Linked DNA regions of Homo sapiens: region 2 is linked to region 1. A link is an interaction called in ENCODE POLR2A ChIA-PET data of the cell type or tissue named here. Cell type or tissue: CD4-positive, alpha-beta T cell. All regions are shown on one strand.

Evidence for each region. Peaks named below come from ENCODE experiments on the same cell type or tissue, not always from the same donor. Only the 100,000 strongest peaks of a DNase experiment are listed, where the experiment ranks them.
Region 2: POLR2A ChIA-PET joins it to region 1 with 5 read pairs; 5 of 35 experiments call an interaction of 5 or more read pairs at or near these places.

The regions. Positions count from the first base shown.
Region 1 is chr17:74,779,002-74,781,501 of GRCh38, reverse strand. The region is part of intron 2 of SLC38A12 (solute carrier family 38 member 12); the gene reads right to left. Among named protein-coding and RNA genes, the nearest start is that of SLC38A12, 3.8 kb to the right of the region's middle. RefSeq lists a silencer at 348-517 and enhancers at 1,096-1,305, 1,396-1,445. In CD4-positive, alpha-beta T cell, no CTCF peak of the experiment used is centred here; DNase peaks (open chromatin) are centred at 471 and 1,341; H3K4me3 peaks cover 912 bases; H3K27ac peaks cover 2,500 bases.
Region 2 is chr17:74,967,479-74,969,978 of GRCh38, reverse strand. All of the region lies in intron 1 of HID1 (HID1 domain containing), which reads left to right. Among named protein-coding and RNA genes, the nearest start is that of HID1-AS1, 2.0 kb to the left of the region's middle. In CD4-positive, alpha-beta T cell, no CTCF peak of the experiment used is centred here; no DNase peak of the experiment used is centred here.

The DNA.
Region 1 (2,500 bases):
CTAGCCTAGGCAATGTAGCAAGACTCTATCTCTACAAAAAAATAAAAATATTAGCCGGGGACGGTGGCAAGTGCCTGTAGTCCCAGCTACTTGGAAGACTGAGATGGGAAAATCGCCTGAGCCCAGGAAGTCAAGGCTGCAGTGAGCTGTAATTGCTCACTGGGTGACACAGTGAGACCCTGTCTTAAGAAAAAAAAAAGAAAGTAATGGTTCTTAGGCAAAAGTTTTATGGGGAAACTAAACAGTATAAGAGGCATTTGTAAATTCAGGGATGCTTGAAGGTCTTGGGATGTAAAAGTCAAAGGTCTCTTGTGGATCAGGGTTTCTCAGCTTGGGCACTATGGAAATTTGGGGGCCAGGTCTTTTTTCATGATGGGGACCTGTCCTGTGCATTGTGGGATGTTTAGTGGCATCCCCGGCCTTTGCCCACTAGGTGCCGGTAACAACCTCTCTCCAACCAGTACTGTCCTGACAATCAAAAATGTCTCTAGACACTGCCTACTGTCCTCTGGGGGGCAGGATCACCGCTAGTTGACAACCACTGCTGTAGAGAGAGGTATAATGAAATAAGCATGCTCCCAAAAGAAACTTAGGAACCTTTAAGAACTTTACAAAGAAATGAATGAAGAGAGAAACTATTGGCAGTTGGGAGCAGAAATGGGTAATTGCAGTTGTCTTGCTTTGTTGCAATTTTTTCAGTTCCAAAGCAAGCCCTGTGTGTTTAGTGGGGGCTCAGGGAATCCTGCAGGGTAACGTAGGACTTCTCTGCCTTCTCAGGACTGTGGCACTCCTGGCGAGCATTCAGTCCTCTTCACCTTCTGTAAAGGTAATCAGTGATGGCCAATCACAATGAACAGACATAGAGGCAGGAAGCAAATCTGGGCTGAGCCACAGGTTGGGTCAGGAGGGGTTGTGGGGAAGGAAGAGAAAGGAGACGTTCTCTTCTGCTGGTCGTGGGACAGTTCTGTGGGCCAGACTCCTGGGAAGCAGTGGCAGAAAGCTGAGGAATAGGCTCTACTGCAGTCTTGATAATGAAGACCAATGCATGCATTCTAAACTGAGTTATCTCCAATTCTCACCTCTTCCTCTGTGGCTGCACTGGAGGAGGCACAGGCACTGCTCCCTGGGACGGCTGGCCTGCTCTCCTATGCCCTAGAGAGCTCAGTGCAGCATCCCACATGCCTCGTCTCCACCCAGCAGCCTCACTCATGACCTGCATGGGGCAGATGTCACCAGTATCTTTCAACAGCTTCCCCTCTGACAATTGTCAAAGGAAACAGAAGGCAGCAAAGATGCGGAAGCAATGACTAGGATTTCAGGGTGTGAAACAAGCCTCTCTCCTTCGAAAGCAACCGCAACAATCTTCAGCAGGAACCAGCAGGCAGAGGCACCCTCAGCGGCCGACCCTTCTGTCGGGCGTGACCTACAGCATCCTGTATTTTGATCACACAACAACCACTTCAGTTCTGTGTCACTCTCGGTCCTCATAAATGGGGAAACAGACATGCCTATCCTGAGATCCCTTAAGGGGACATGTACCTCTCTGAACCACGTTCCCGTGTTCAGCACTACCCTTGAGAGGGTGTGACATCTGAGCCACCTAGGAGGTTCGTCTGCTTGTTACAAATATTTTAGGCAGAATAATTCAAGCTAAAGCGAACATCCTTGGAACTCCTGAAGGGGAAAAGAACTCAAAATGAATGGGGCAATAGAGAGCTAAGGAGAGGCTTTGTCTTGTAAATGCGCGTGGGCTGAAGCACACGTATGAATGACCTGCCCCGTGTCTTGGTTTCCCAAGGCAGCCAGGGCAGAGCTCTGCCCACGTTGTCTTGAGCTGGGGCCTGCAGGGGAACTCAGAGCAGCCAGCATCAGCAGTGAGTTAGTTCCACAGCTTATCTGGGTTCAGTGACAACCAACTCTTCTGGTCTTACAGAGGACCAAGAATTGTTCCAGGACGGGGGAGTTAAGGAACCCTTAGGAAGAAGGTGTCTTCTCCCCTCAGAACACTGACCACTACACCTCCTGTTTGATGTCACATCATCCCCTCCCCATCCCACCCCATCTCCTCCCTACATCTCTCTTCACCAGTAGGATAAAACAACACAAGCACTTGTTTATGGCCAATGCCCAGAGCTGGCCCTCTGGGCAACAAAGACCCTGAACGAAATAAAACACAGAGGAGATGGAGAACAAAAACGGGCAGAGCGCACTGAAGCTTGCAGGCCTAACTGCCTCATTTCCTGTGGGCACATGCTGACATGTGAGAGGACCCCTTAAACAACCGGAGATACAAGAAATGGGGACATATCCAAGTGTTTTCCTTACAAAACTTAGTTACAGGGATGACTCATCTCCTTATCTCTAAATTTACAGATGTTGTAAGAAAAAGCAGGAGCCGTGGTGACTTTTACATTAATAGACAGCATAGAGATTTCATCACTGACAGCAGGAGGCTAGGAGCTGTTACATAATTCCACAAATGAGAGGGACACTATTTATT
Region 2 (2,500 bases), 190 kb before region 1:
TGCTTCTAGCTTGGGCAACAAGAGCGAAACTCTGCCTCAAAAAAAAAAAAAAAAAAGAAAAAAGAAAAATCTGATTTTGGCCAGGCGTGGTGGCTCATGGCTGTAATCCCAGCACTTTGGGAGGTGGAGGCAGGAGGATCGCTTGAGCCCAGGAGTTTGAGACCAGCCTGGGCAACACAGCAAGACCCTATCTCTAAAAAATAAAAAAAATTAGCTGGGCTGGGTGGGGTGCGCCTGTAGTCCCAGCCACTCAGGAGGCTGAGGCAGGAAGATCACTTGAGCCCAGGAGTTCAAGGTTACGGTGAGCTATGATTGTGCCACTGCACTCCAGTCTGGGCAACGGAGCAAGACCCTGACTCAAAAACAAACAAAAGAAAAAGAATAAGGGGAGAAGAATACCTGGATTTTTACCAGGGTAGCTCAGTTTCTGTGGCCCTAGCAGCAGGGGCCTGCCTACCTCCAGCAAAAACACTTCCTTCAAAGATCAGATATTGGCTAGGTGCGGTGGCTCATGCCTGTAATCCCAGCACTTTGGGAGGCTGAGGCGGGTGGATCACGAGGTCAGGAGATCGAGACCGTCCCGGCTAACATGGTGAAACCCCATCTCTACTAAAAATACAAAAAAATTAGCCGGGCGTCGTGGCAGGCGCCTGTAATCCCGGGGGCTGAGGCAGGAGAATGGCGTGAACCCGGGAGGCACAGCTTGCAGTAAGCCGAGATTGCACCACTGCACTCCAGCCTGGGCCACAGAGCAAGACTCGGTCTCAAAAAAGAAAAAAAAAGATCAGATATTAGAAGCTTCCTTGGGCGGGCTGGGTGGAGGCCAACTGGGGTCATTGAGGCAGGCGCTGAGCCACGTTTCTCCCATTAGAAGCCTAAGGGGCCTCAGTGACCCTGACTAATGCCTGTAGCATCAGCTTGGCCTGGGCAGGTGGTCACCAAATCCGAATGTCCAAGCCACAGTGGGACCAGGAGAGGAGGCCCAAGCTGAGGAAACAGGGAGGCAAAGTCCTGTTCCTAAAGTTCAAGGCTGAGATCTGTCATGGCTGGGATCTCTCCTCTGCTTCCAGAATGGGCTAGTAAGTCTCTTTCTTCATTTTGGATTTAGTCCCCCGGTGACACTGCCTGATGAACTAGGTCAGAGGTCATGCCTGCTTGTGCTTAGTTTCTGCCCTTTGAAGGGGGTAGTAGCTACCTGGGAGGTGGGAAAAGTGTCAGGGATGGCGGCTTCCCAGAGGCACTCCCAGATGGCTCTGTGGGTTTCCTGGGATGTCCTTCCTTACCCCATCCTGGCTCCAGGCCACCCAGACTGGGGTGCCATGTCCCTGCGCTCCAGGGAGTGCCAGAGGGCTGTCCTGGCTGAGGGCCCAAGGGCCAGCAAACCCCAGCCCCAGGGCCCTCCTTTAGCCTTTGTTCCTCTCCCCCAGTGAAGAACTCGCTCTACCAGTTCTGGGACTGAGAGTCATGGCCACATGTTACCCTGCAGCTCCCTGGGGTGGGGTGGGGGTGTTTGCTCTGGGAGTGGGCTGGGGTATGCCTGGACCTTGGTGAGGCATGCGACCCCAACTCTGAGTTTGGAGAGTTCCACGGGTGCTCAGCCCTGCTCTGTGGCCAGGCTGAAGGGGTCCCCAGGACTGAGCGCAGCTTCAGTGGAACAAATATTGGCTGAATATCTGCCATATGCCTTACTGGCAAGGTCAGGGACTGATGGGGCTTCAAGGCACGTGCACCCAGACTGTGGAGGCAGGAACAACGCAGGGTGGGGGTGGGGTGGGGCCGGAGGTTCCCAGGTGGGAGCAAGCAAGCCTGGGGCTCTGGGAGGCTTCTTAGAAGAAGTAGCTTCAGAGACCAGAATTATTATTATTAAATATTTAGAGACAGGGTCTCACTCAGTCATGCACGCTGGAGTACAGTGGCACAATCACAGCTCACTGCAGCCTTGAACTCCTGGGCTCAAGTGATCTTCCTGCCTCAGCCTCCTGAGTGGCTGGGACTACAGGTGCGTGCCACTACACGTGGCTAATTTTTTCTTTTTTTTTTTGTAGAGATAGTCTCACTATGTTACCCAGGCTGGTCTTCAACTTCTGGGCTCAAGTGATCCTCCTGCTTCAGCCTCCCAAAGCTCTGGGATTACAGGTGTGAACCACTCTGTCACCGAGGCTGAAGTGCCATGGTACGATCCTGGTTCACTGCAGCTTCCTGGGCTTAGGCAGTCCTCCCACCTCAGCCTCCCAAGTAGCTGAGATGACAGGTGTGTGCCACCATGCCCAGCTAATTTTTTTGATTTTTTTTGTAGAGATGGTATTTCGTCATGTTGTTCAGGCTGGTCTCAAACTCCTGGGCTCAAGCAATCCATCTGCCTCAGCCTCCCAAAGTGTTGGGATCACAGGTGTGAGCCACTGTGCCCAGCCATTATTATTATTATATTTTTTATTTTTTTGAGACGGAGTCTCACTCTGTCGCCCAGGCTGGAGTGCAGTGGTGCGATCTTGGCTCACTG